4 separate regions of the Homo sapiens genome follow, and regions 2, 3 and 4 are each linked to region 1. Evidence: read pairs that join two places in POLR2A ChIA-PET (ENCODE). Cell type or tissue: GM12878. All regions are shown on one strand. Links, peaks and the distances in the headings refer to the core of each region. The heading gives the core; the rest is flanking DNA.

Region 1 (7,763 bases), core at 1,629-6,628:
TCTCAAATATTCTGAGGGAAAAAGAAAGTCCCTAGCCTTTGTGCAAGTCCAACATGCCTGATCAAAGCAGCTAGCAGTTAGCTCTTCCTCTAGAGAGGGAGAAAAGGTTTAAGCGACACTTACTTTATCTTATTAGAAGATGAATCAGAGGAAGGAGGGTCACTGCTCTGTATTAAGGTATAACTACCAGAGAAGGACCTAAATTCTACTCTTGTTAATGCTCAGGAGAAATGAGGTTCACATTTGTTAAATTATAGCTAAAGTCTGGATAACCAAAAATTCCTGTATTCTTACTGTAACAAAAATCAACCAAAAAGCTGCCTGCCCTCACCACCCTTTAAACCATAAACAAGGACATATGTCCTGGAGCTAGAGAAAAAGGGAATTCACATGTTCGTTTTGTACACAGAACAAAACCTAAGACCCTGTTATTTCTTTCCACCTTTACACTAAACAAGCTGGGTGAGGAACCCAAAATCAAAAGCCTGAAAGTGAAGGTTTCACATGGTCTCCCCAGTACTGAGGTGTGTCTCAATATAAGCATCATCCCCTTCTACCCCACAAGCAGGCTGCATGAACAAATGGCATCACAGCTGCGTGCAATGAGGGGCTGTTTGGAACACCTCGTGCTTCTCTAGCTGTGACTTCTTCCCATGAAAATGATCAACCAGGTGGACACAGGGCTACCCTTTCCTTGCCCCCACACGCAAAGGCCAAGAAAAATAACACATGGCTGGGCCCTGACAGTTCTCTGGGCAAGATGGATTGATAGCCCATGAAATCACTAAATGCCCTAAGCCATGAGCTTCGGGATGACATCTGGTCAAATATAATTTCTCCCCTATGCTTTCTACATCTTTTAGAAGGTCCAAACCTGAAGCTGGTGGCAAAGAGGCACATTTGTCCTTTTTGCTAAATGACAAGACTTTAAACTCTCCTTACATTCTAGAGGTTAGATTATACCAATACAGAATACACCAGATTGAAATCTCTGTGTGAATGAGCCCATATCTTACACACAGAACACAAATACCACACTCACATACACAATTAGTATACACATTTACCAAAATGAGATGAGATGAATGGGTTCAAAAGATAAACCTGTATAGGGCATAACATAAAACTAAAGCCCATTTGATTACTGCATTCAAAGTATACTATTAAATCCAAAGCTAAACTTCTAGCCTTCAAAGTAATAGCCACAAAGGTGAATTGAGAATGGGGTGGGAGCTGGGAACAGGTACGGCCATCCTTCAAGCTCTGACAATGTTTGAATCAGACCACGCTTGGTACAGTGGTTCTCAACATTGGCTACATGTTAGAATGACCTGAACTTTTAAAATTCCTGATGCTCGGGCCACATTTCAATAAATTAAATCAGAATGCCTGAGGCCAGACTCAGACATTTGTATTTTCTACCATGCCCCAAATGACTCCAAAGTGCAGCCAGTTGAGAGCCCAGAGGGTGGGAGTAACATATTGTTTATTTAAGATAATGTAATTTTGTATGGAAATCGAAAAACTGTGAGTACCATTAATATCTCCAAAGTCCCTGAGAATAGGAGCATGTTTCCTTATTAAAATGGCCTTTTCCTGGCATAACCAGCATAACCCTCACCCCCTTATATATCAGTGCCTTATACAAGCTGGGAGAAGAGCTCTGAAGCTGCCTACAGTTAGCAGGGGCTCAACAAAAGACAGTCAAGTCATCCTCATTTACTTTTGATGTATTGGGTAGGAATCCTCAAGCCCTGGTTTTCCAAGCAAAAATTTTCTTTTTTTTTTTTTTTTTTGAGATGGAGTCTCGCTCTGTCGCCAGGATGGAGTGCGGTGGCACAATCTCGACTCACCACAACCCCTGCCTCCTGGGTTCAAGCGATTCTCCTGCCTCAGCCTCCTGAGTAGCTGGGACTACAGACGCATGCCACCACACCCAGCTAATTTTTATATTTTTAGTAGAGACGGGGTTTCACCATGTTGGCCAGGATGGTCTCAATCTCTTGACCTTGTGATCCTCCTGCCTCAGCTTCCCAAAGTGCTGGGATTACACGTGTGAGCCACTGCACCTGGCCAAAAACTTTTGTGTGTGTGTGTGTGACAGGGTCGCACCTATCACCCAGATTGGAGTACAGTGACATGACCATAGCTCACTGCAGCCTGAACCTTCCAAGTACCTAGGACTACAGGTGCATACCACCATGCCCAGCTAATTTTTAATTTTTTTATAGAGTTGGGGTCTCATTATGTTGCCCAGGCTGGTCTCAAACCTCTAGACTCAAGTGATCCTCCTGCCTCAGCCTCCCAAAGTGCTAAGATTACAGGCATGAAGCACCACACCTGGCTAGAAAGGACTTCTTGAAGGTAAAATGAGTTCATCAAATAGACTGGCAGGGCTGGGCACAGTGGTTCATGCCTGTAATTTCATGACTTTGGGAGACTGAGGCAGGAGGATCACTTGAGCTTGGGGAATAGAGGCTGCAGTTAGCCATGATCGTGCCACTGCACTCCAGCTTTGGCAACAGAGAGAGACCCTGTCTCAAAAAATAAATAAATAAAAAAGATGGGCAGGAGACCAGGGGAATAGGCAGGAAAGACAACAATACAAAGTACATCTGGAAGGTGGAAGAATGCAGGTCTCAGTGGCATCTCACTAACTTACATTTAGAGGTATAAGAGTGTTCTGGCTTGTATTAAGCTACCTGGGGGCTCATGAGACTACTTAGGTACAATATCACTATAAATACGTTGTCTGCTTCAGAAAACAAGACCCTGGGATATCCTGAAGGTTCTCAAAGGGCTCACAAGAAAGGTCCTCCATATCAGGGATAGCAGCAGTTACTGACTCATGGTGTCTCTATCTCTCCCTACCTGGTATCTTCTTGAAGTCTAAATCTGGATCTAAATTTGGGATGGGGAAAAAAGTGGTAGAAATGCTGCTTTTGCAGCAGAATTGGCAGTTATCTCACCTTCCACCCCAGATTTTAAGAGTTTAAACACAGACCATGCAGCGCACCAAGGGGCTGGTGGTATGGGTGGGGCAAGACATACACATGCAAGAGAAGCAGAAAAGGGTGTGGGGCAACCTCCTTACCCTCCTGAGATGAGTATGACTTCCATTCTTTTCCCACACTCTCATTCACAGATGCAGACTATAATATTTTTCTTGCCTGACTTAGTCTCTCTGAAGCCAGAATCATTTGAGAGTGAACAAAATGGCCCTGAACTCCTTGTTCCATGATTGTACATCCAGTTGCTAGCCCACAATCAGAAATCGAATGCTATTCAGCATGGCCCATGGTTTAACAGCAGATTTTTCTCTATATCCCATATAGAGCAAGAAGCTCCACAGCCCCAAGAAGCTCATGGCTACTATCCACTGTAGCCCTGATAACATGATTCTTTCGGTTCACTATGTCTTTTTCATGTGAACTAGAAAAATGTGACTGTCTTCCCCGAAATCACAGCTAAAGAAGGGCAGTAGCAGCCTTAAGGTACCATGCAAAAATTAAAACAGTTAAGGAAGAAAGCTGTGGTTACAAGCATGAGAAATCCAGTCTGAGACGAGCAGCACACAGAGAGGAAGAGACAGAAAAGATTTTTCAACCCATGACTTAAGAGCCCCCTTGAAAGATGTACGTACTTAGCTTCCTCCACTACCTCCACCTCGGCATGAGCTGTGATTGGTGCATTGGAGTGGGCTCCCGTGGGATCATCAACATTCAGCTCTCCATTGGTTGAGCTAACCACCTGAAACAGAAAGACAGAAGTGTGTGACAGGCACCATGGCAACAGAAATCTCTTGCCAGCGCCAGACAGGGTCGCTAAACAGGCAGTGTCTGGAATGTTTGTTTTCCTGGGTTAAGGGATCAATTTAGGGAAGGTTCCCAGGCCCATATCATGCGAGAACACTAATATCAATGATGTAATCATATAATGATGATAATAACTTACATACTGAGTGCCTACTCCGTGTCTGACACTCTGCTACATTGTGTGTGTAAATCTAATCCTTACAAAAATCTTATGAAATAGGTTTTTTTACAGATGGAAACACTAACAAATGACTTAACCAAGGTTTAGAGTTAATATCTGTGAATTTCCATGAGGAAAATTTGTTCTAAACACAGATTCTTTCATATTGCAAAAACACACACATTACTTTGTTAAGTTAAAAATAACTGCATGGCTGACTTCTAAAGGTAAAATCACTTGGCTCCCTTGAATGTGATGGGTGAAGTCTAGTTCTCTCAGTTTATTATGCTATAATGATATAGACTTAGTGCTGATGTTGAAAGAAAAAGTTCTAAAAAGGAAGTCAACAGTGGGTACCAGAAACTATAAATAATCACACTTTCCTTCAGAAATTTCCTCATGGCTTTGAGCACTGGTTCGAAGTTACAAATAACAAGATTGTCACATCCTCTCCGACAAGAGGGAAGATGGTAAAAAAACACTCTCCCTTGGAAAGCCAGTCTTATTTCAACGATCTTTATTTCAGGTTCACTGCCATCCCAGTTCTCACTGATGGTCCCCGAAATGTAAGTGAAGGCTCTCACTCCTGTCATCTGGTTAATGTGGACCCAATCAGGCTTCTCTTGCATGTGTAGCTGCTTCTGCCACCTGGTTTCATTTCCAGCACATTATTCCTGTTTATGTGGGTGCTGGGAAGTGGGAAAAGGGGCCTCACTGCTGGACAAAACACTCTGCTTGTTAAAGACCTTGGCTGAAACATGGGAGAGAACACAAAATAGGATAAACAATTTGGATATCATATGCCCTTGGATAAGTACTTCCATCTATTTGAGATTGTTTCTTATAGGTTGATGAGAGAATTATACAAGAAAATGTATGAGACTGTCTAGTATAATACCTAGCATAAATAAGGGAAGCAGCATAGTGTAGAAATTGCCCTAATCAGCCCTAAGTTTGAACCCCAGCTCCACCAGTTATTTGCTGTGGGTCTTTGGGCAAGATCCTCAGTCTATGCCTAAGCTTCCTAATCTCTAAAATGGGAGAACAATGCTGCTTACCTAATGGTGTTTACTGTGCAGACAACCCACAGAAAGTGCTTAGCCCAGTGGCATGAGACATGGTAACAGCTCAATAAGTGGTCATCTTACTGTTATTCTCTCTCCGTAACTGTTTATTCTTATCTGCCTCTAGCTCAGGGGTCCTCACCAGCAGTTAATCCACAAAAATTTCCTGAATAGTCATAAAGAGGAGGGTGGGAGGAAATATATAGTACACGTAGCCTTTGGGACAGATAGGGTGAATACTACTTACTAGCAAGCTATATCCGCTATTATTTCTAAACAAGAAATAATTATTGTTCTCATTAGTAACCCGTTTTTTTTTTTTTTTTTTTTTTTTTTGAGAGAGAGAGTCTTGCTCTGTTGCCCAGGCTGGAGTGCAGTGGCATGATCTCGGCTCACTGCAACCTCTACCTCCCAGGTTCAAGCGGTTCTCCTGCCTCAGTCTCCTGAGTAGCTGAGATTACAGGTATGTGCCACCACACCTGGCTGTTTGTTTGTTTTGTTTTGTTTTTAGTAGAGATGGGGTTTCACCATGTTGGCCAGGCTAGTCTCGAACTCCTGACCTCAGGTTGTCCACCTGCCTTGGCTTCCCGAAGTGCTGGGATTACAGGCACGAGCCACTGTGCCCGGCCTCCAGCTGAATCTTTATAGAAGACTTTTATTTGTTTAAACACAGGGAGACTTAAAGATTAAAACGGATTAAAAGAGACTAAGACATTGTAAAAGACTGATGAGGCATATTGCATTGGTTAATGTGAGGCATGAACCTTGATTAAATCCTGGACACTACAATATTAATTCTGGGGACAACTGGAATTAGGTGGAATGTGACATGAACTATATATTAGATATTATGAAATTAACTTTCTTAGAATGTCTTCGTTCTTAGAAGATACAGGCTGAAGTACTTTGGGATAAGATATAATGATGTCTGCAACTTACTTTCATATGGTTTAGCAAGCAAACACACACACACACTTTCACTCATAGATTTAAAGCAAATATGGCAAAATCTTAATAATTCGTTCAGCAAGGTTAAAGATATACAAGAGTTTATTGCATTTCCCTCCCGATTTCTCTGTAGAGTTGAAATTTTCAATACAAAAAGTTGAAGAAAAACCAGCAAAACCAAAAAGTTGAGGAAGGAGGGTATATGGATTGGAAAACCACAGCTCCTCACTCTAATGCTATCCTGTTAATTTCCTCAGTGCTTCATTTGCTTCTTGTGGACATATTCTGGCTGCATACCAGTGATAATACTGGTAAACTCATTCTGTGAGCACAAAGGTTACAGGAAACATAGTAAGTTTCTAGTGGACAATTCAGGAACTAGACAAGACGTTAAATAAAATGTCTTGGCTTCTACTCACACGAATGAAACATTAGTAAGCATCACCACTGAGAATTACCTGGTGACTCTGGGTCATGGGGCCTGCTCACAGCGTTTCACATGGCTTATACTTCCTAAATTCTCCTCGCTACAAATTGCCACTTGGGCCATAAGCACTGTCCTTGGGCAATCTAAGGAATAAGAGGTTATCCCCATTTTACAGACTAGACATCTTGTCTGTATCAATGAGCATGTGGTCTCAAATGAATGAGACATAAACAGAGCCTCCATTCTCTACTTTTAAACTTAATTGTACCAAAAACATACCTAAGACTTAAAGGCTACACATCTGGGCCTTCACAGCATCCGTTTAATTATTTCAGGTTGGAGGTCTGGTTTGTCAAACTACTGAACTGCAGGCAGTGGAACAAACACTGTGTAAGTGATGGAAGAGTTGGATTCTAGGCCTTGTTCTACCATTAACATCCTCTGTGAGCCCTATTTTCTAATTCCATAAGACAAGGCAAATGACCATGATCCTATCAACTTCATAAATATGAAGGGAATTAAATACAATGATGTTTAGAAAATAAATTTTAAAGAATTAAAAAGAATCTTATGAATAACAAATTACTGACATTTTAAACAATATTATCTTTATGTTTTTCTTTTTTTTTTTTTTGGAGATGGAATCTCGCTCTGTTGCCCAGGCTGCAGTGCAGTGGCGTGATCTTGGCTCACTGCAACCTCTACCTCCCGAGTTCAAGCGATTCTCCTGCCTCAGCCTCCCGAGTAGCTGGGACTACAGGTATGCACCACCACATCTGGCTAATTTTTGTATTTTTTAGTAGAAATGGGGTTTCACCATATTGGCCAGGCTGGTCTTGAACTCCTGACCCCAAGTGATCTGGCTGGTATTTTTTTTCTATTAAATTTTTAGTATAACTTTATGGCCGGGTGCAGTGGCTCACGCCTGTAATCCCAGCATTTTGGGAGGCCGAGGTGGGCGGATCACGAGGTCAGGAGATTAAGACCATCCTGACTAACACGGTGAAACTCCGTCTCTACTAAAAATACAAAAAATTAGCCGGGCATGGTGGCACACGTCTGTAGTCCCAGCTACTCGGGAGGCTGAGGCAGGAGAATGGTGTGAACCTGGGAGGCGTAGCTTGCAGTGAGCAGAGATCATGCCACTGCACTCCAGCCTGGGTGACAGAGCGAGACTTCGTCTCAAAAAATAAATAAATAAATAAATAAATTTTTAGTATAATGTCATTATAAAAGATAATAAAAAATAAGCTTCATTATAAAAAGCTTTATTTGCGGCCAGGCACGGTGGCTCGTGCCTGTAATCCTAGCACTTTGGGAGGCCGAGACAGGTGGATTGCCTGAGCTCA
Region 2 (6,457 bases), core at 1,438-6,437, 190 kb after region 1:
CCTCGGGGACAGAGAGCCTGTCTAAAAAAAAAAAAAATTAGTTGGTCGTGGTGGCACATCCCTATAGTTTCAGCGACTCAGGAGGCCTGAGGCAGGAGGATCACTTCAAGGTTGCAGTCAGCCATGATTGATTGTGCCACTGCACTCCAGCCTGGGAAACAGAGCAGGTCTCTGTGTCAATAAAACAAAAAAAGAAGAAGAAAAAAGAAAAACCCCAAAATTGTTAGCATAGAATAGTTGTAGCTTTTGAAAAATAATTTACATTATCCCAAAGTCAGGGAGGGCCCTGTGGCTCGTGCCTCTAATCTCAGCACTTCGGGAGGCCGAGGCGGGTGGATCACCTGAGGTCAGAAGTTCGAGACCAGCCTGGCCAACATGGTGAAACACATCTCTACTAAAAATACAAAAATTAGCCGGGCATGGTAGCAGGTGCCTGTAATCCCAGCTACTTGGGAGGCTCAGCCAGGAGAATTGCTTGAACCTAGGAGGCAGAGGTTGCCGTGAGCCAAAACTGAATCATTGCACTCCAGCCTGGGCAACAAGAGCAAAACTCTGTCTCAAAAAAACCCAAAAAAAAAAACAAAAAACAAAGTCATTTTGTACCCATTATAGTTTTTTTTTTGAGACGGAGTCTCGCTCTGTCGCCAGGCTGGAGTGCAGTGGTGCGATCTCAGCTCACTGCAACCTCTGCCTCCCGGGTTCAAGCGATTCTCCTGCCTTAGCCTCCCAAGTAGCTGGGATTACAGACATACGCCACCATGCCCACCTAATTTTTTTGTATTTTTAGTAGGGACGGGGTTTCACCATGTTGGCAAGGATGGTCTTGGTCTCTTAACTTCATAATCCGCCTGCCTTGGCCTCTCAAAGTACTGGGATTACAGGCATGAGCCACCGTGCCCAGCCTCATTACACTTTTTATGGAGGAAAAGTCAATTCAAAACTTAATCAAAAACTACTTTTTTTTTTTGGTTTATTAGAGCTGACAAAGATTTGTAAGATCTACTCTAAAATTCTTGGTTTTCAAATTAGATCCAGCAATCCTTGATGGGCAGAACCAGGTAGTGAAAGAAGGAAGTGAAAATGAAGGCACTCAGATTTGGTATAAGATTATCGTTGGCCCGGCGCGGTGGCTCATGCCTGTAATCCCAGCACTTTGGGAGGCCAAGGCAGGTGGATCATCTGAGGTCAGGAGTTCGAGACCAGTCTAGCCAACATAATGAAACCCTGTCTCTACTAAAAATACAAAAACAATTAGCTGGGCATGGTGACGCGTGCCTGTAATCCCAGCTACTCAGGAGGCTGAGGCAGGAGAATCGCTTGAACCCAGGAGGTGGACTCCAGCCTGGGCAACAAGAGCAAAAACTCTGTCTCAGTAAAAAAAACAAAAACAAAATAAGATTATCATTAACTCAGTATTAGATAACAAAGATATCTTCATTGTATTTTCCTGGAAATTAAATCAAATTAACAAATGAACATTATCATAACCCAGACTTCCTTTGTGCAAGCGCCTGATTTACTTTAGGCATCATAACTCTGTTAAAGGTTTAAGTAGATAGTCTTCCTTGATTCTGACTCTTCCCCCACGCAACTGCTGGGAGTTTACCCTGCCTTTGGGAGAAAAATAAGGCCATGGGAATAACTATATTCCATAGAGAGTTTATATCATAAATCCTTCTAATAAACTCATTTATTATTTCAATAAAGGGGTAATTACAATCCTCCTAAACAATGGCAAATCTAAGAACAGGACCTAAAGAAATAATATAAACCTCTATTACCTAGGTTTATGTCACAGATTTTATAATACCATGGATTAAAGTTCTTTATGAGAATACATGTGTAATCTCTTTTCATATGGTGGGAAGGCTATAATATAGGTTTTATTCCTGTGATGATCAGTGTTATAGTCACATTTGGCTATATTGCCAAATATTTTATTTCCTTGATGTAAGTCACAGGTAATTCAAGAAGTCTGAAATATATTCTAAAGCTAGTCTTGACTATCAGCTTGTTCCTGTTGGAAAAAAGAACGAGGAAGAAAGGTGCCAGACAATGACAGAGAACTAAAAGAAATTTATTGGATCAGGAAAGCAAAACTATTAAAAAGCTTTATCCAAAATGTATCCCTCTGGGGCCAGGCATCATGGCTGAGGCCCGTAATCCCAACACTTTGGGAAGCTGAGGTGTTAGGATTGCTTGAGCCCAGGAGTTCAAGACCAGCCTAGGCAACATAGCAAGGCCTGGTCTCTACTAAAAATTTAAAATTAGCCAGGAGCAATGGCATGCATCTATAGTCCCAGCTACTCAGGAGGCTGAAGTGGGAAAATTGCTTGAGTACAAGAGGTCAAGGCTACAGCGAGCTATGATCTCACCACTGCACTCCAGCCTGAGTAACAGAGCAAAATCCTGTCTCTTTAAAAAAAAAAAAAAAAAAAAAAAAATCCTGTCTCTAAAAAAAAAAGGGTATCCCTTTGGTTGATTTTTATGGAAACCAGAAATCATGATAGTGATATAACAACAAAGCCTAAGATTTAATTGCTGCTAATCTCACAACATGGATCATAGACACTCAATTACTATTTACTAAATGAGCTTATGAACAGCACTGAATAATTTCTTTTTTTTTGAGATGGAGTCTCACTTTGTTGCCCAGGCTGAAGTGCAGTGATCTCGGCTCACTGCAACCTCTGCCTCCCAGGTTCAAGTGATTCTCCTATCTCAGCCTCCCCAGTAGCTGAGATCACATGCATGTGCCACCATACCTGGCTAATTTTTGTAATGAATAATTCTCAATATTTTATATGCTTTCATATGTCAAATACTTTGTTTTAATTACTCTTTCAGCCATCTATTTTTATCTAGTTTGTGTTCAATGAAAATCCATTCCAAACACAATGTACAATCCAAAACAGATGTAACAGATATAGAATGTACAAATAAGAAGCAAAAGGGACTGTTCAGTCACACATACCATAGGTCAAGATCTGTTGGATCTGCTTGTTCCCATGCAGGTTTCTAAAGATGGCAAATATTGCCTTAAGACTTATTAAAGCTACTATGGCCATATGGGATACAGGAACAACTAAGCATCAGTGTGTGACCATGTGAACCAAAGATTTCATGGAGTGTCCTTTTTTTTTTTTTTAATAGAAACACAATCTGGCTCTGTCACCCAGGCTGGAGTTCAGTGGCACAATCATAACTCACTGCAGCCTCGAATGCCTGGGCTCAAGCGACTCCCACCTTAACCTCCAGAGTAGTCAGGACTACAGGTGTGCGCCACCATGCCCACCTAATTTTTTTTTTTTTTTTTTTTTGTGTAGAGACCATGCCTAAGCTGGTCTCAAACTCCTGGGCTCAAGCAATCCTCCCCCTTCAGTCTCCCAAAGTGCTAGGCATGCCTGGCCTCATGGAGTACGTATTTCTTTTTTTTTTTTTCAGACGGATTATCGCTCTGTTGCCCAGGCTGGAGTGCAATGGCATGATCTCGGCTCACTGCAACCTCCGCCTCCCGAGTTCAAGTGATTCTCCTGCCTCAGCCTCTGGAGTAGCAGGGATTATGGGCACCTGCCACCAAGCCCAGCTAATTTTTGTATTTTTAGTAGAGACGGGGGTTTCGCCGTGTTGGCCAGGCTGGTCTCGAACTCCTGACCTTGGGTGATCCACCTGCCTTGGACTTTCAAAATGTTGGGATTACAGGCACAAGCCACCGCACCCAGGCTGGAGTGTCTATTTCTAAAAAGGCTTCTATACATCAAGGCAGTTGTAAAAGTTTTACTTACCAGAATCAAGTCCACTTATGCTTAGGCCCAGGCTCTATCTAAAAATATTGACTAATTATAGAAAGTGTCCCAAATGTAGCTACTCAGACTCATAAAGTTGTTTTTTTTTTTTTTTTTTTTTTTTTTTAAGTATTTACAGAAAGAGCACAAAAGCATTGTGAATTTAATGCAGACAAATTTCTGGTCTTCACTTTGCAAATACAGAACCAGATTTGTTATTTTGCTTATTTCATGTTCTTTTTTTTTTTTTTTTTTTTGAGACGGAGTCTCGCGCTGTCGCCCAGGCTGGAGTGCAGTAGCGCAATCTCGGCTCACTGCAAGCTCCGCCTCCTGAGTTCACGCTATTCTCCTGCCTCAGCCTCCCGAGTAGCTGGGACTCCAGGTGCCTGCCACCATCCCCGGCTAATTTTTTGTATTTTTAGTAGAGACAGGGTTTCACTGTATTAGCCAGGATGGTCTTGATCTCCTGACCTCGTGATCCGCCCACCTCGGCCTCCCAAAGTGCTGGGATTACAGGCGTGAGCCACTGCACTTGGCTTTTTTTTTTTTGAGACGAAGTCTCACTCTGTTGCCCAGGCTAGGCTAGAGTGCAGTAGCGCGATCTCAGCTCACTGCAACCTCTGCCTCCTGAGTTCAAGTGATTGTCCTGCTTCAGCCACCTGAGTAGCTGGGATTACAGGCACTCACCACCACGCCCAGTTAATATTTGTATTTTTAGTACAGATGGGGTTTCACCATTTTGGCCAGGTTAGTCTCAAACTCCTGACCTCAGGTGATCCGCCGGCCTAGGCCTCCCAAAGTACTGGGAGTACAGGCATGAGCCGCCGTGCCCAGCCCACCGCTTAATTTCAAGATTAATCAAATATGACTTCAAAACAGATCAATTTTTTTTGAGACAGAGTCTCGCTCTGTCACCCAGGCAGGAGTGCAGTGGCGCAATCTTGGCTCACTCCACCTCCTGGGTTCAAGTGATTCTCCTGCCTCAGCCTCCTGAGCAGCTGGCATTACAGGTGTGTGCCACCACACCCAGCTAATTTTTGTATTTTTAGTAGAGACCGAGTTTCACCATGTTCTCCAGGATGGTTTCGAACTCCTGGCCTCTAGTGATCTGCCCACCTTGGCCTCCCAAAGTGCTGGGATTACAGGCATTAGCCACCGCACCTGGCCCAGATCAACTTTTTTTAACCCACCTCCTGCACAAAAAATGGTCAATTTTTAAGTTGTAAAAATTATTCAACATGTACAAAGTCACCTCTTAATTTCAAGATTAATCAAATACGCCTTCAAAGGAAATCAACTTTTAACCCACCTCCTGCACACAAAAAAATCAGTTTTTAAGTTGTGAAAATTATTTGACATACACAAAGATAAAAAGGCACTATTTTAAAATTACTTGAAGTCAATGCACTTCTAATTTTTGGAATCCAGTTAAGTATCGTAACTAAATCTGGCATTCTTGTTGAATTGGAATGGGTGATAGGAAATGCCTACTATTTCACTTTTAAGTGTATATGCAAGAATTAGTCATGCTTGGATTTGGAGTAAATTCCAGTCTATCATTGCTCTGGCACACTTCAATTACCACATAGAAAGTAAAATGCAGGGCTGGGTGCGATGGCTCACACCTGTAATCCCAGCACTTTGGGAGGCCGAGGCGGGTGGATCACAAGGTCAGGAGATCAAGACCATCCTGGCTAACATGGTGAAACCCCGTCTCTACTAAAAATACAAAAAATTAGCCGGGCGTGGCGGCGTGCGCCTGTAGTCCCAGCTGCTGGGGAGGCTGAGGCGGGAGAATGGCATGAACCCAGGAGGCGGAGCTTGCAGTGAGCCGAGATAGCGCCACTGCACCCCAGCCTGGGCGACAGAGCGAGACTCCATCTCAAAAAAAGAAAAGAAAAGAAAAGAAAGTCAAATGCAATGGCAAATCAAATCCAAAGCCCTAAAGAGTTAAGTGCCCTTGGCCAGGCGCAGTGGCTCATGCCTGTAATCCCAGCACTTTGGGAGGCCGAGGCGGGCAGATCACAAGGTCAGGAGATCAAGACCATCCTGGCCAACATGGTGAATCCCATCTCTACTAAAAATACAAAAATTAGCTGGATGTGGTGGCACGTGCCTGTAATCCCAGTTACTCAAGAAAGGCACAAAAATCGCTTGAACCCAGGAGGCGAAGGTTGCAGTGAGCCAAGATAGCACCACTGCACGCCAGCCTGGGCAAGAGTGAGACTCCTTCTCAAAACAAACAAACAAAAGAAACAGAGTTAAGTGCCCAAGAGAAGAGTGAAAACTTAGCAATGTAAATCTAGAGCATATCAGCATTAAATTAGGATGGCTGAAACAATACATAGAATATTTATAGTAACACCTGGTAGTTTCTTCCAATGCACATATATAATAAATAGAATCATGGAAGCTTTTTCTATTACCTAATCATTTTACAGCCTTGTAGATTTAACAAACTAAAATGAAAACTGAATCTCCATTCCATAGCTTGCTAAGTAATTTTTGATGTTCTCTTTCTCCTCTGTCTTATACGTGAAACTCCAACAGATTTAATATTGGCATTTATCATCTAGTCAAATCCTTCAGATGCTCTTTAAACCAGTCCAGTTTGAGACTCTCAAGCGTTTCTCTGTTAATAAGGAGTGAAATTAGTAGATTTGATGAAGACC
Region 3 (7,763 bases), core at 1,081-6,080, 83 kb after region 1:
CTTAAGACCATGTTCAGCACATATAAAACACTCAAAATCTCGACTGATTAAAAGTTATTGGTACTGTACGTACAGCATAACTATTTTTAAAATATACCAGTAAATGTTATATTTCTGTAATACATAGCGGAATATATGTGCGTGAAAAAGAATATAAAAGGAATATAAAATAGTTTTACTATTTTAGTATTTTCTGATTTTTATATAATGCATTGTTTTTATAAATAAAAAAACAAGCTGGGTGTGGTGTAATCCCAACACTTTGGGAGGCTGAGGCAGGTGGATCACTTGAGGTCAGGAGTTCAAGACCAGCCTGGCCAACATGGTGAAACCCTGTCTCTACTAAAAATACAAAAATTAGCCGGGGGTGGTGGTGAATACTTGTAATCTCAGCTACTTGGGAGGCTGAGGTGGGAAAATCGCTTGAACCCAGGAGGTGTAGGCTACAGTAAGCCAAGATTACACCACTGTACTCCAGCCTGGGCAACAGAGTGAGACTCCATCTCATAAATAAACAAACAAACAAAAAAAGCTGCTTACAATACAAATTCTCATTTACAAACCTCTAGACAACAGAAGGCCCTCTGCAATATAACTACATCATTAAACTTTTCATACTGCCATCAGATTGCGAGTACCTTTACGTGTCAAAGAGTACACTAATTTAGGAATAATTTTTGTCTGCAAGTAAGATAAAAAGAAGACTAACAGGTTGGTTTCTTAGGTCAAACACCTCAGAAACCATAAGATGAATAACTTCTTTTTTAGGGGAGCACAAGTCAAAAATAGGCATTTCTCTCATATATATAGTGTTTGCATTAACCTTCTAAAGGTTACTTTATGTTTCTTATTAATGTTCCCACCAAAGCCATTTTAAAATATATTTCATGAAATTATAAAAAGGATAGTAATAAGTAAGAGAGGAACAGATGAGGCAGTAACAAACAGCCAATTCCCAGGCCGATTAAAACTTTAATTTGGCCCAGGACTTCTTGCACACCAGATGTGACTCTGCGCAAAGATTTTTCAGGACAGCTCTTCCTGAAATGAAATGAGCATTGTTACTGTGACTTAAAACTAGTTTTAGGGCCAGGTGCAGTGGCTCATGCCTGTAATCCCAGCACTTTGGGAGGCTGAGGTGGGTGGATCACCTGAGGTCAGGAGTTCGAGAACAGCCTGGCCAACATGGTGAAACTCTGTCTCTACTAAAAATACAAAAATTAGTTGGGGGTAGTGGTGGGCACCTGTAATCCCAGCTACTCAGCAGACTGAGGCAACAGAATCACTTGAACCTGGGAGGCAGAGGTTGTGGTGAGCTGAGATCATGCCATTGCACTCCAGCATGGGAGAGAGGAACAAAACTCTGTCTCAAAAACAACAACAACAAAAAACAAAACAAAACCAACTAATTTTAGCACAGGCTTAACCCTAAGAACTTAATTACAGCTCACACTTGTAATCCCAGCACTTGGGGAGGGCGAGGCAGGTGGCTCAAGAGGTCAGGAGTTGGAGACCAGTCTGACCAACATGGTGAAACCCTGTCTCTACTAAAAATACAAAAATTAGGCAGGCGTGGTAGTGTGCACCTGTAATCCCAGCTACTCAGGAGGCTGAGGCAGGAGAATCGCTTGACCTGGGAGGCAGAGGTTGCAGTGAGCCGAGATCGCACCATTGCACTCCAGCCTGGGCAACAGAGCAAGACTCCGTCTCAAAAAAAAAAAAAAAAAAGCCATTAATACCATTTTTCCCTGTTCCTACTTCCTGTATAATTGCAGAACATCAATGCTATCTTAAAGTTTAAAATGAAAGGTTTTATGACCTGATAAGATCTGTGATTTTGCATGAGCATTGTGAGGTAGTACAAGATTAACTAGAAAAATAAGAGAACAGAAGTAGGGAAAAGCATGTGAATATTTAATGCCCATCTACACAGATACCAGACATCTAAGATGAGCAACCTCAGTTCTCACCCTTCATAGACTGTATTCTAGCTCCTCACACAAGGTCTTGTATGTGGTGGCTCAAAAGTGTGTCAAATAAATCACATGATATAGTGAGTGTTAAAACAGAAATACAAATGAGTCAGTAGAAGAGCTTGGATACGGAGGGTAGTGAATTTGGGCACAAGCAGCACTTGAAGTGAGTCCTGACGGATGAACAGAGGAGAGAATAAAAGGCATTTTCTATTTTTAAAAAATACTAATTTGAACAATGATATGGATAAATGATAGAAAATGCACAGGATGTGATATACTGTGGGTAGACCCATATAATCGGAGCACATAGTGTGTGGGAAGAAACAGAAGAAAAGCCATAAACATCCACTAAGCTAAGGACAGGTTATGAATAATATCCAATGCCAGGTCCCCACTCTGAGGTATGTACCTGTGGGTACTTGGAAGTGTGCCAAGGCCTTTGTGCACTAAGCTACAGGACAAGTAAGATACACTTTTCTTGGATCCTAATTTTCATTTGAAGATTTGGATAAAGTCTTTTTATTTACATAAAAACAAACCTACTATATTATAGAAATTGTGCATAGATTTCTTTTGAAGAAAAAGATGCAGTCAGGCGCAATGGCTCACGCCTGTAATCCCAGCACTTTGGGAGACCAAGGTGGGTGGATCACCTGAGGTCAGGAATTCGAGACCAGCCTGACCAACATGGAGAAACCCCCGTCTCTACTAAAAATACAAAATTAGCCAGGTGTGGTGGTGCATGCCTGTAATCTCACCTAATTGGGAGGCTGAGACAGGAGAATAGCTTGAACCCAGGAGGCAGAGGTTGCAGTGAGCGGAGATCACACGACTGCACTCCAGCCTGGGCAACAAGAGCAAAACGCCATCTCAAAAAAAAAAAAAAAAAAAAGCAAGAGTTCAAAGAAATCCTGGGCACTTACATATTTGTTTCTTCCACAAGAAGTCTTGAGGAGTCTCATCATTCAGTGTGCAACCTTTTTCTTTTTTCTTTTTTTTGAGACAGAGTCTCGCTCTGTTGCCCATGCTGGAGCGCAGTGGCATGATCTCAGCTCATTGCAACCTTTGCCTCCATGGTTCAAGCGATTCTCCTGCCTCAGCCTCTGGAGCGGCTAGGATTACAGGTGCGCGCCAACATGACCAACTAGTTTTTGTATCTTTAGTAGAGACGGGGTTTCGCCATGTTGGCCAGGATGGGCTCGATCTCTTGACTTCATGATCCGCCTGCCTTGGCCTCCCAAAGTGCTGGGATTACAGGTTTGAGCCACCGCTCCCAGGCTCAGTGTGCAACCTTTTCCTTATTTTTCCTGCATTTAGCTGGGCAGCCGCTTTTCACAGTGCAGTTGACTTTCAACTAAATTTTCCATTTTTAGCCCCTTCTGCATCCCACCTTTGTGAAGTTCCTAGTGTCTCCAATTCCTAAGCCTATCTGGTATATTTTATAGCATTAACCGGCCTGCCCCTTCAGGCACTCAGCCTTGTCTGGAGTGCTAAGTCAGTTACCACCTAACCATCTGTGTTTCAGCTTCCAAAATTTTGTTAACATTTCTCAGTCTGTTTTCACTTTCTCTTCCATTTTTTTGGTTCCTTGTGGTTTTATGCCTTTTTGTTTACCAAAAAAAAAAAAAAAAAAAAAAAAAGCCCTTTTCTAAATATACTTTCTAGTCTTAAGACTAAGCCAGCACCCAATTTCATAAACTTCTACCTATAATTATTTATGCATATATTTTTTACTTCCACTCGGCAGTAAATTTCCAGAGGACAGTAACGTTTAATTCATCTTTTTATCCCTAGAAACAAACATAGTATCTGACATTCAGTAGGTAAGAGATGCTAAAGTGAACAACTTGACTTGATATATGTAGAAAGTTCTTGTGAGAAAGTTCTTGGGTGATAAAAAAGAAAGGCTAGTTTAGAATAAGATTATAGATAATCCTAAATGCAAATATAGGAGTTTTAACTTCATTCTTCGGTTTGCTGTGAACGAAGGGGAAAAGCAAATGGTGAAAGTTGTATTTTTACAATATTAATCTGACAACTATATGAGAACAAATGTTTAAAAATCTGAAGAAATGGAATAGTTCCTGGAAACATACATACAACCTACCAAGATTGAGTCAGAAGAAATAGAAAACCTGAAGAGAATAACAAGTAATAAGATGGAAGCAATGATAAAGACTCCCCCAGCAAAGAAAAAGCCCAGGACCTGATGGCTTCACTGCTGAATTCTATCCAACATTGAAAGAAAAAATATAAATTCTTTTCAAACTATTTCAAAAAACCAAAGAGGAGGGGAATAATACTTCTAAACTTATTCTGAGTCCAGCATTACACTGATACCAAAACCAGGCCAGGATAAAACAAAATAAAACTACAGGCCAATATCCCTGATGAAAACAGAGGCACAAATCGTCAACAAAATACTAACAAACTAAATCCAACAACACACTAAAAGATGATTCACCATGATCACATGGGATGTATCCCGGGGATGTTAAGGATGCTTGAATATATGCATATCAATACACGTGACACGTCACATGAACAGAATGAAAGACAAAAACCATATGATCATCTCAACAGACACAGAAAAGACATTTGATAAAATTCAACATCCCTTCATGATAAAAACTCTCAATAAATTAGGCATAAAAGGAACACATTTCAACATAATAAAGGCCATATATGACAAACTCACAGCTAATATCAGACTGAATGGGGAAAAATTAAAAGCTTTTCCTCAAAAGACTAGAACAAGACAAGGATGCCCACTTTCACCAATTTTATACAACATAGTATTCAAAGCCCTATCCAGACCAATGAGGCAAAAGAAAGGGCATCCAAATAGGAAAGGAGGAAATCAAACTGTTCCTGTTTGCAGACCACATAATCATATATATAGAAAATCCCAAAGACTCCACCAAAAAACTATTAGAATAAATGAATTCAGTAAAGTTACAGGATACAAAATTAACATACAAAAATTAGTAGCATTTCTAATGCCAAAAACAAACCAGTGGAAAAAGAAATTGAGAATATAATCGGAGCACACAGTGTGTGGGAGGAAATATGGTTTGGCTGTGTCCCCACCCAAATCTCATCTTGAATCATAGCTCCCATAAGTCCCATGTATAGTGGGAGAGACCCAGAGGGAGGTAACTGAATCATGGGGTGGGTTTTTCACATGCTGTTCTCATGATAGTGAATAAGTCTCACAAGATCTGATGGTTTTATAAAGGGGAGTTCCCTTGCACATGCTCTCTTTGCCTGCTGCCATGTAAGATGTGACTTTGCTCCTCCTTTGCTTTCTGCCATGATTGTGAGGCCTCCCAGCTATGTGGAACTATGAATCAATTAAACCTCTTTCCTTTATAAATTAGCCAGTCTTGGGTATGTCTTTATTACTGGCATGAGAACAGACTAATACAGAAGACAATCCCATTTACAATAGCTTTAAAAAAAAAAAAAAACCTAGGAATAAATTCAACCAAAGGGGTGAATGATCTCTACAAGGGAAACTATAAAATACCAACAAAAGAAACTGAAGAACACACACACCAAAAATGAAATATATCCATTGGAAGAAAATTGGCCAGTCACAGTGGCTTATGCCTATTACTGCCAGCACTTTAGCAGGAGGCCAAGGCAGGAGGATCATTTCAGGCCAGGAGTTTGAGAGCAGCTAAGCAACATATGAGACACTGCATCTGCAAAAAAAAATTTTTAATTAGCCAGGTGTAGGGGTAAGTGCCTATAATCCTAGCTAGTAGGTAGACTGAGATGGGAAGAATGTTTGAGTCTAGGATCTTTGAGATCATGTCACTACACTCCAGCCGAGGTGACAAAACAAGACCTTGTCTCTTTTTTTTTTTTGGAGACAGAGTCTCGCTCTGTTGCCAGGCTGCAGTGCAGCGACACGATCTCGGCTCAATGCAAACTCTGCCTACCGGGTTCAAGCAATTCTCCTGCCTCAGCCTCCTGAGTAGCTGGGACTATAGGCATGAGGACCACACCCTGCTAATTTTTGAATTTTTAGTAGAGACAGGGTTTCACCATATTGGCCAGGATGATCTAGATCTCCTGACCTCATGATCCACTGACCTCGTGATCCACCCGCCTTGGCCTCCCAAAGTGCTGGGATTACAGGAACAAGCCACCACACCCAGCCCCTGACCTTGTCTCTTAAAAAAAATAAAAATAAAAAATCGGAAGAATATTGTTACAATGTCCATTCCACCCAAAGCGATCTACAAGATTCAATGCAATCTCTATCAAAATACCAATGACATTCAACACAGAAAGAGAAAAAAAAATCCTAAAATTCATATGGAACCACAAAAGATTCCAAATAGCCAAAATAATCTTGGGCAAAAAGAACAAAGCCAAAAGAATCACTCTACCCAATGCAAAAATCTCCTAGAAAACTATAGTAACCAAAGCAGCATGGCACTGGCATAAAAACACACAAGTGAAACAGAATAGAGAACTCAGAAATAAATCTCCACATTTACAGGTAACTGATTTTCGACAAAGATGCCAAGAATATACACTGGGGAAAACAGTCTCTTCAATAAATGGTACTAGGAAAACTGGATATTCACACATAGAAGGAAGAAAGTAGACCCTTATCTCTCACCTTATGCAAAAATCAACTCAAAATGAATTAAAGACTTAAATGTAAGACCCAAAACTATAAAACTACTAGAATAAAACACAAGGGAAATGCTTCATGACATTCTCTAGGCAAAGATGTTTTGGATGGGACCTCAAAAGCAAAGCAGGCTCATGCCTCTCATCCTAGCATTTGGGAGGCCGAGGTGGGTGGATCACTTGAGGACAGGAGTTCAAGACCAGCCTGGCCAACATGGCGAAACCCCACCTCTACTAAAAATACAAAAATTTAGCTGGGCGTGGTGGTGCACGCCTGTAATCCCAGTTACTTGGGAGGCTGAGGCAGGAGAATCACTTGAACCCAGGAGGAGGAGGTTGAAGTGAGCCAAGACTGTGCCACTGCACTCCAGCCTGGGAGACAAAGCGAGACCTTATCTCAAAAAAAAAAAAAAAAAAAGAAAAGAAAAGAAAAAGAAAAACAGCACTGGCAACAAAAGTGAAAACAGGCAAATGGGATTATATCAAATTTAAAAGTTTCTCAACAGAGTGAAGAGACAACCTAGAGGGAAAAAATATTTGCAAATTATTCATCTGACAAAGGGTTAATATCCAGACCATATAAGGAACTTGAACAACTCACTAACAAAAAACCCCAAATAATCCAATTTAAAAATGGGCAAAAAACCAAAATGGACATTTCTCAAAAGAAGACATTCAAATGGCTAGCAGATACATGACAAAATGTTCAACATTACAAATCATCAGGGAAATCAAGTCGAAACCACAATGAGAAACCACCTCACTCCAGTTAAAATGGCAATTATCAAAAAAACAAATGCTGGCAAGAATGTGAAGAGAGGGAAATTTTTATACTCTGTTGGTAGGAATGTAGATTAGTACAGCCATTATGGAAAACAATATGAAGAGTTCTCAAAAAATTAAAAACAAAACTACCATATGACCCAACAATTCCACTACTGGGTATATATTCAAAGGAATTGAAACCAGTATGTCAGCCAGACATGGTGGCTCATGCCTGTAGTTCCAACACTTTGGGAAGCCAAGGTGAGAGGATCACTTGAGCCCAGGAGTTCAAGACCAGCCTGAACAACATGGCAAAACCCATCTCTACAAAAAAATAAAGTAAAATAAATTTTATTTTTTAAATAAAATTGG
Region 4 (7,763 bases), core at 1,634-6,633, 200 kb after region 1:
AATCTCTATTCCTTAAACAACTTAATTCCTTCTTTAACATCAAATTCTCAAAGGTATTAAATAATCTTTATTTAAGATATACAACTTAAAGAATTAGAAAATGTGACACAATAAAGCTGTATTCCACCAATAAACTCAGTGTGATGGTTATCTTAGCAATAACAGTAGTAACAGAATTTTTACAACTGAAAAATATTTTTATATTTTGTCCACAAGCAGAGCTATTCAAATACTCTTGCCGGGTCCAGTGGCTCACGCCTGTAATCCCAGCACTTTGGGAGGCTGAGGAGGGTGGATCACAAGGTCAGGAGTTCGAGACCAACCTGGACAACATGGTGAAACCCCCGTCTCTACTAAAAATACAAAAATTAGCTGGGTGTGGCGGCACGTGCCTGTATTCCCAGCTACTTGGGAGGCTGAGGCAGGAGAATCACTTGAACCAGCGAGTCGGAGGTTGCAGTGAGCCAAGATTGCGCCGCCACTGCACACTCCAGTCTGGCAACAGAGCGAGACTCTGTCTCAAAAAAAAAAAAAAAAAAATATATATATATATATATATATATATATATATATATATATATATATATATTCTTGTATGTACTGACATACTGAAGTTTGACACACTTTTTCCTAACATAAGATAGGACCATGTAGTATAAAGTGCCAACATTTTACTTACTAAGGTCATTTAGTTAAAGCACATATAAGAGGCAATGTGAAAGTCTCCACAAAAGTAGATTCCATTTTTCAAAGCACCTGGCTCCTTTTCAGTTCATAAGAGAAGTCCAATTCCTGGTGTTTTTTTTTTTTTTTTTTTTTTTTTTCAAAGTCTAGCTCTGTCACCCAGGCTGGAGTGCAGTGGCGCAATCTTGGCTTACTGTAACCTCTGCCTCCCGGATTCAAGTGATTCTCCTGCCTCAGCCTCCCGAGTAGCAGGGATTACAGGCGCCCGCCACCACGCCCAGCTAATTTTTGTTTTGTTTTTGTTTTTTTGGGGGGGAGACAGAGTCTCACTCTGTCACCCAGGCTGCAGTGCAGTGGCACGATCTTGGCTCACTGCAAGCTCCGCCTCCCGGGTTCATGCCATTCTCCTGCCTCAGCCTCCCGAGCAGTTGGGACTACAGGCGCCCGCCACCACACCTGGCTAATTTTTTGTACTTTTAGTAGAGACAGGGTTTCACCATGCTAGGATGGTCTCGATCTCCTGACCTCATGATCCGCCCGCCTTGGCCTCCCAAAGTGCTGGGATTACAAGTGTGAGCCACCCTGCCCGGCCAATTCCTGGTTATTTTTCAACAGTAATATAAGGAGAAATTGAGGGAAAATTCTTGCCTTTTTATAAAGTAATGACCAGGAACAAATTATTCAGTTACTGCAAATCTTTTGCTTTAAGCTAAAACATTTGCTTTAACAACTCTAGTTGTTAAAGAATGCTTACAAAAGTTGTTTCCATATAGACTCTGAAGTTATATTGTTTCTACTTATTTATTTACATTTATAAAAATAGCAATGGGGTTTTGCCACGTTGTCCAGGCTGGTCTCAAACTCCTGGCTGAGGCAACCGTCCCGCCTTCGCCTCCAAAAGAAGGAATGGCATATAAAAGATAGTGATCTTTTGGTTCACAGTTTTCCCAAAGGAACCTTACAGGAATGCTTTTACTACTAGAAAACATACAGCAGCAGCTGGGCGCAGTGGCTCACGCCTGTAATCCCAGCACTTTGTGAGGCCGAGGCAGTTGGATCATGAGGTCAGGCATTTGAGAACAGCCTGGCCAACATGGTGAAACCCTGCCTCCACTAAAGATACAAAATTTAGCCAGGCATGGTGGCGCATGCCTGTAATCCCAGCTACTTAGGAGGCTGAGGCAGAAGAATTGCTTGAACCCGGGAGGCGGAGGTTGCAGTGAGCCGAGTTCATGCCACTGCACTCCAGCCTGGGTGACAGAGCGAGACTGTGTCTCAGAAAAAAAAAAAAATATAGCAGCAACAGGTTCAAACCCAACTCCACTGATTTAGTTGTGTGACCTTTATCAAGTTATATAACCAGATATTAAATTTCCTTATCTTTAAAATAAGGATATTACCCATTTCATACATCCAATTATTCGGATTAAAAATAGAGATTTTTAAAATGCCTTAAAGGATGCATTTATTCAACATATATTCAGTAAGGGCCTATTTAGTTGGCTCTGGTGATTCAACAGTGGACCAGACGATGAGATGCGGCTCTAATGAAATTTCATCAGGCCAGGCGTGGTGGCTCACGTCTGTAATCCCAGCACTTTGGTAGGCTGAGGCGGGAGGATTGCTTCAGCCCAGGAGTTCGAGACCAGCCTGGGCAATGTGATGAAACCCCATCTCTACAAAAAACACAAAAATTAGGCGGGCGTGTGGTGGCATGCGCCTACAGTCCCAGCTACTTGGGAAGAGCCTGAAGTGGGAGGATCATTTGAACCCTGGGGTCAAATCTGCAGTAAGCTGTGATTGCACCACTGCACTCAAGCCTGGGCAACAGAGTGAGACCCTGTCTCAAAAAAAAAAAAGAAAAAAGAAAAGAAAAAGAAACTTAGTCTAGTGGTACAGGGTATAAGTTACTCTAAAAAAATTCATCAACTTCTATTTCCTTTTATCTGAAGAGATAGAAATAGTAAATGTTTTCTAATGAAATGTTTATAATAGGGAGAAATTTGAATTGACTTTAAAACCCATGAAGTCCTAAACAGTGTTCACCTTTATGTTCTTAATTAAATCTTGTAGCGTTAATCTCCCTGTCTGCCAAATTTCCTACTGAAAGGAATGAGGCACCAGATGGCAGGGCATTTTCTCATCTACTCCACGCACAGAAGGAGCAGCGTGAAGCTATTTCCTTTGCCGGGTTTCACTCCTACTCTCCCAAAGACAGTATTAGGAGCTGCAAAGTTGGAGAAAACCCACAGACATCATACTCAAACAAACAAACAAACAAAAAAGAGTAAGGAAGAAAGGAAAAACAAGCAAACAAAAACAAAAACATTTTTATTAAAGTTTAGTAGACATTGCAATGAGCACTCAGCACTGTTAACGATTGTTCAAACCCTTAATCTACTAAGGGGGCTTTTAAATAGCCTCTAACAATATTTAAATAGCCTCTGTTATTATTAAGAAAAATAATAGCTGGGCGTGGTGGATCACGTCTGTGTTCCCATCACTTTGGGAAGCTGAGGCAGGCAGATCATGAGGTCAGGAGTTTGAGATCAGTCTGGCCAACATAGTGAAACCCCATCTCTACTAAAAATACAAAAAAATTAGCTGGGTGTGGTGGCGTGCACCTGTAATCCCAGCTACTCAGGAGGCAGAGGCAGGAGAATCGTGTGAACCCGAGAGGCGGAGGTTGCAGTGAACCAAGATCACACCGTTGCACTGCAGCCTGGGCAACAGTGCAAGACTCTGTCTCAAAAAAAGAAAGAGAAAGAAAAAGGAAAATACTAAACCAAAAAACAAAAATTGATAGGCTGGCTGTGGTGGCTCATGCCTGTAATCCCAGTAGGAGGATTGTTTGAGCCCAGGAGTTTGAGACCAGCTTAGGCAACATAGTGAGACCCCCATCTCTACAAAAAATAGAAAAAAAAGCCCGGCGTGGTGGCATGTACCTGTAGCCCCAGCTACTTTGGAGGCTGAGGTGGGAGGATTGCTTAAGCCCCATAAGTGGAGGATGTAGTGACCAGTGATTGCACCACTGCACTCCAACCTGAGCAACAAAGAGAGGCCCTGTCTAAAAAAAGAAAAGAAAAGAAAAATAGGCTTGAAGATAAGGTGTGTCGGTCCTTAACTCCAAGGCTTGAAATTCCCTTCCATGAGACCTCCCCCCCACCTCTACCCTAGCCGGCCAAAAGGCCCAGCCTCTCTTATTATATCACAGGGCAAGGAAGAAATTCGGGCGTGAGTACCTCAAGAAAAAGAAATTCATGGCAAGCCAGGGGCTTGCAGGTGCCAGGACTGATCCCCTAACTTTAGGAGGGCTCTTCTTACCTTTCCTCGATGAAACTGATGTCGAATTAGTGGCAGAGGTGGAAGAACCAAGCACCTTTCTGGGGGCTCGAGCAGCCACCACTGTGAAGAGAGGCAAAAAAGGGTGTTCAGAAGGGGCAGGAGGGTTCCGACACCGAGTCCTGGACCCCAGCAGCTTGGAGAGGAGAGCCTGGCGATCCAGAACAGCAGGATAACCTTACCCTGCCCCTGCGACTTCCTCTTCTAGGTAAAGGGGCCAGGCGGCTACTCCCTGGCTAGCTAGATGAGTTTGGCGCACAGGGCCCAGGGGGACCTCTGGCGTCTGTCGCCCGTGGCCAGGCTGCCGGGAGGACCCCCCCGCCCTCCAGTACCACACTCGATCGCCTCACCTTTTCTGTAAGTGCCTGGAACACTGTCTGCTTTAGTCCGCACCATGTTCAAACAAGAAGAGAGGAGAGGAGAGAACGAACTGACTTCCCAGCCGAGGGTGTTTCACTGGACAAGGACCCGAAAACTATCCCGCCACAGTTTATATTGGTCTCTTTCCCGCGCGCTCCAAGGTCTCTCCCGAGCCACCGCTCCCATTGGTTCCGCGCCGTTCCCCCTGAACCAATTGCCAATGCCCAGTGGTGACAGCGGCGAGGCTTCTTGCAGCGCGAATCCGTCCATCAACACGCAAAGGCCTAGGATTCGTAGGCGCCCCAGGTGGGCGGTACCAGGACTCTCCAGGGGTACCCGACTAGTGGGTGCTAAGTTTCTGAACTACAGAAATGAGCCTGCTTAGAAAAGAAAACCTAGCAAAGACAGCGAATTACAAACGATCTTCAAAAGTTACTATAGCTTTAAGTCCATAATGATTGACTCCTGGAGGTGAAACCTGAAATTAAGCGGACTTTTTGATGCAAATCAAAATTAAAAGAACTTGAGAACTTTCCTTTAGTCCCCCAGGCATGAACTCTTTGTACAGCATCCATACTAAAACAATTCTATGGAATGGGGAAAAGGAAGCTAATACAACTTGTTTACAAGGGTTTTTTTAAATGTCTTTAGGATGATGTGAGACTAAACAAAAACTAGGGGGATTGTATATACATACACACATAAAAAGAAACTAATAAAACGTCTTCTTGAGAACCGAATGGTGTCAGAGCTCCTAAATAATCTGCCAAATCTGCCAGGAGCGGGGACTCATGGCTGTAATCCCAGCACTTTGAGAGGCCGAGGCGGGCAGATCGCTTGACCCCAGGAGGTCGAGACCAGCCTGACCAACACGGTGAAACCCGTCTCTACAAAAAATATACAAAAATTAGCCGGGTGCAGTGGCATGTTCCTGTAATCCCAACTACTCGGGAGGCTGAGGTGGGAGGATGGCTTGAGTTCAGGAGACGGGAGATTGCTTGTGCCTAGGAGGGAGAGGTTGCAGTGAGCCATAATCACACCATGCACTCCAGCCTGGGCGACAGAGCGAGATCCTGTCTCAAAAAAAAAAAAGAAAGAAAGAAAGAAAAGAAAAGAAAGAAAGAAAAGAAAAGAAAAAAGAAAAGAAAGGCAAGGCAAGGCAAGGAAATGAAATGAAACGAAACGAAACGAAAAGACCCTGCCAAATGTGGTAAGACCACATCGCTGTCACACAGTGAGCATAACTCTAGGATAAAGGGTCATAATTTTTTTCTATCTTTATGCTTACCTTCTAATTACTCACAACACCCCTGGGGAGTGATTTTCACTCTCTAAATACCATACATAAAACAGAATCGGTCAGGCATGGTGGCTCACACCTGTAATCCTAGCACTTTGGGAGGCCGAGGCAGGCAGATTGCCTGAGCTCAGGAGTTCGAGACCAGCGTGGGCAACATGGTGAAACCCAGTCTCTACTAAAATAAAAATAAAAATAAAAAATAAAAAATTAGCTGGGAGTGGCGGCATGTGCCTGTAGTCCCAGCTACTCTGGAGGCTGAGGCAGGAGAATTCCTTGAACCCGGGAGGCGGAGGTTGCAGTGAGCCGAGATCACGCTACTGCACTCCAGCCTGGGCGACAGGGCGAGTCTCCGTCTCTAAAAACAACAACAAAAAACAGGATCAGATGAACTTGCTTTGGGATGTATTCTGTTAAATGCTCACTTGAAAGGCTACTCTAGAAGTGTAAACACAGCATTAATTCTCTCCAATGAATTGCTCGAACTTAGAATTAGGCTACTCAGTACTTTAACAGAATCAACAACTGCACTCTGTAACACAGATTTAAGGAATCTAGGCAACAGGTTAAATTAACACAATAATAGAAAATGTATTGGCAATTACCTGTAGTTTTGTCTTAACCTTGGTATCTAAGGTTACAGCCAAATCAACCGGAAAAATCCACAAGACCCAGGGCATTCCTTTGTTTTTTGTCCTCATGGCCCATCTCATTGCACAGTGGTTTTTTTGTGTGTGTGTTTTTTTTTTTTTGAGATGGAGTCTCACTTCTTCGCCCAGGTTGGAATGCAGTGGCGTGTTCTCGGCTCACTGCAATCTCCGCCTCCCGGGTTCAAGCAATTCTCCTGCCTCAGCCTCCCACGTAGCTGGGATTACAGACACGTGCCAAAACACTCGGCTAATTTTTGTATTTTCAGTAGAGACAGGGTTTCACCATGTTGGCCAGGCTGGTCTCAAACTCCTGACCTCAAGTGATCTGCCTGCCTCAGCCTCCCAAAGTGCTGGGATTACAAGTGTAAGCCACCACACCTGGCCAGCACAGTGGTTCTTAAATGCCATTATTTCCTTTCCAGTTTAAGTGGCTTCTACATAGGTCTGAATTACTTAATTTGAACTTATATTCCAGATTCCTGCAGAAAGAATAAGATAGTCTTTTCTCCTTGCCCACCTGCCAAGCAAGTTGCCAGAAAGAGTATCAAATATATATTTCCACCCGGGGCAGTCTACATATTACTATAGTTGTGTGTTTGTTTTTGTTTGCATGTTTGTCATTTTAACACCAACGATGATAATGAAGAATGCATGCTAGAGAAAAAAAAAAAGTGCTGATGCCTAGTAAAAGTTCTTCATTGAAATGTTTGCTTTGCAGAAGCAATTAAACACAATTTTTATAATGAAATAAAACACAGAGAGTGGTGTGGAGTGAACCTGAAAATTTCAAAGGCCTAGGGCATTAAGAAAAGTTACAGTATGTATCAATACAATTTCTGCCTAAATTTATTTATTTTATTTATTAATTTTGAGACAGAGTCTCACTCTGTCATCCAGGCTGGAATGCAGTGGCACGATCTCAGCTCAATGCAACCTCTGTCTCCCGGTTCAAGCAATTCTCATGCCTCAGCCGCCCATGTAGCTGGGATTACAGGTATGTGCCACCACATCCAGCTAACTTTTGTATTTTCAGTAGAGACAGGGTTTTACCATGCTGGCCAGGCTGGTCTTGAACTCCTGACCTCAGGTGATCTGCCTGCCTCGGCCTCCCAAAGTGCTGGGATTACAGGTGTGAGCCACTGCAACTGGCCTGCCTACATTTATACCAAAGAAAATCTTGGCCGGCGCAGTGGCTCATGCTTATAATCCCAGCAATTTGGGAGGCAGAGGCAGGTAGATCAACTGAGGTCAGGAGTTCGAGACCAGCCTGGCCAAAATGGTGAAACCCCATCTCTACAAAAATACAAAAACTAGCCAGGCATGATGGCTGGTGCCTGTAATCCCAGCTACTTGGGAGGCTGAGGCAGGAGAATCACTGGAACCTGGGAGGTGGAGGTTGCAGTGAGCCCAGATCATGCCATTGCACTCCA

Evidence for each region. ChIA-PET counts read pairs that join two places held together with the same protein. Peaks named below come from ENCODE experiments on the same cell type or tissue, not always from the same donor. Only the 100,000 strongest peaks of a DNase experiment are listed, where the experiment ranks them.
Region 2: POLR2A ChIA-PET joins it to region 1 with 5 read pairs; 5 of 35 experiments call an interaction of 5 or more read pairs at or near these places.
Region 3: POLR2A ChIA-PET joins it to region 1 with 9 read pairs; 3 of 35 experiments call an interaction of 5 or more read pairs at or near these places.
Region 4: POLR2A ChIA-PET joins it to region 1 with 6 read pairs; 5 of 35 experiments call an interaction of 5 or more read pairs at or near these places.

The regions. Positions count from the first base shown.
Region 1 is chr15:64,176,705-64,184,467 of GRCh38, forward strand. It overlaps CSNK1G1 (casein kinase 1 gamma 1), which reads right to left. Exons shown (of 12, transcript NM_022048.5): 11 at 3,644-3,750. Among named protein-coding and RNA genes, the nearest start is that of PPIB, 18 kb to the left of the region's middle. In GM12878, for the core only: no CTCF peak of the experiment used is centred there; a DNase peak (open chromatin) is centred at 3,677; H3K27ac peaks cover 412 bases.
Region 2 is chr15:64,366,945-64,373,401 of GRCh38, forward strand. All of the region lies in intron 3 of PCLAF (PCNA clamp associated factor), which reads right to left. Among named protein-coding and RNA genes, the nearest start is that of PCLAF, 11 kb to the right of the region's middle. In GM12878, for the core only: no CTCF peak of the experiment used is centred there; no DNase peak of the experiment used is centred there.
Region 3 is chr15:64,260,232-64,267,994 of GRCh38, forward strand. All of the region lies in intron 2 of CSNK1G1 (casein kinase 1 gamma 1), which reads right to left. Among named protein-coding and RNA genes, the nearest start is that of CSNK1G1, 92 kb to the right of the region's middle. In GM12878, for the core only: no CTCF peak of the experiment used is centred there; a DNase peak (open chromatin) is centred at 3,518.
Region 4 is chr15:64,376,950-64,384,712 of GRCh38, forward strand. PCLAF (PCNA clamp associated factor) reads right to left here and starts at 4,492. Exons shown (of 4, transcript NM_014736.6): 1 at 4,377-4,492; 2 at 4,009-4,089. The coding sequence starts at 4,422. RefSeq lists an enhancer at 4,153-4,663. In GM12878, for the core only: a CTCF peak has its summit at 4,314; a DNase peak (open chromatin) is centred at 4,632; H3K4me3 peaks cover 2,585 bases; H3K27ac peaks cover 1,177 bases.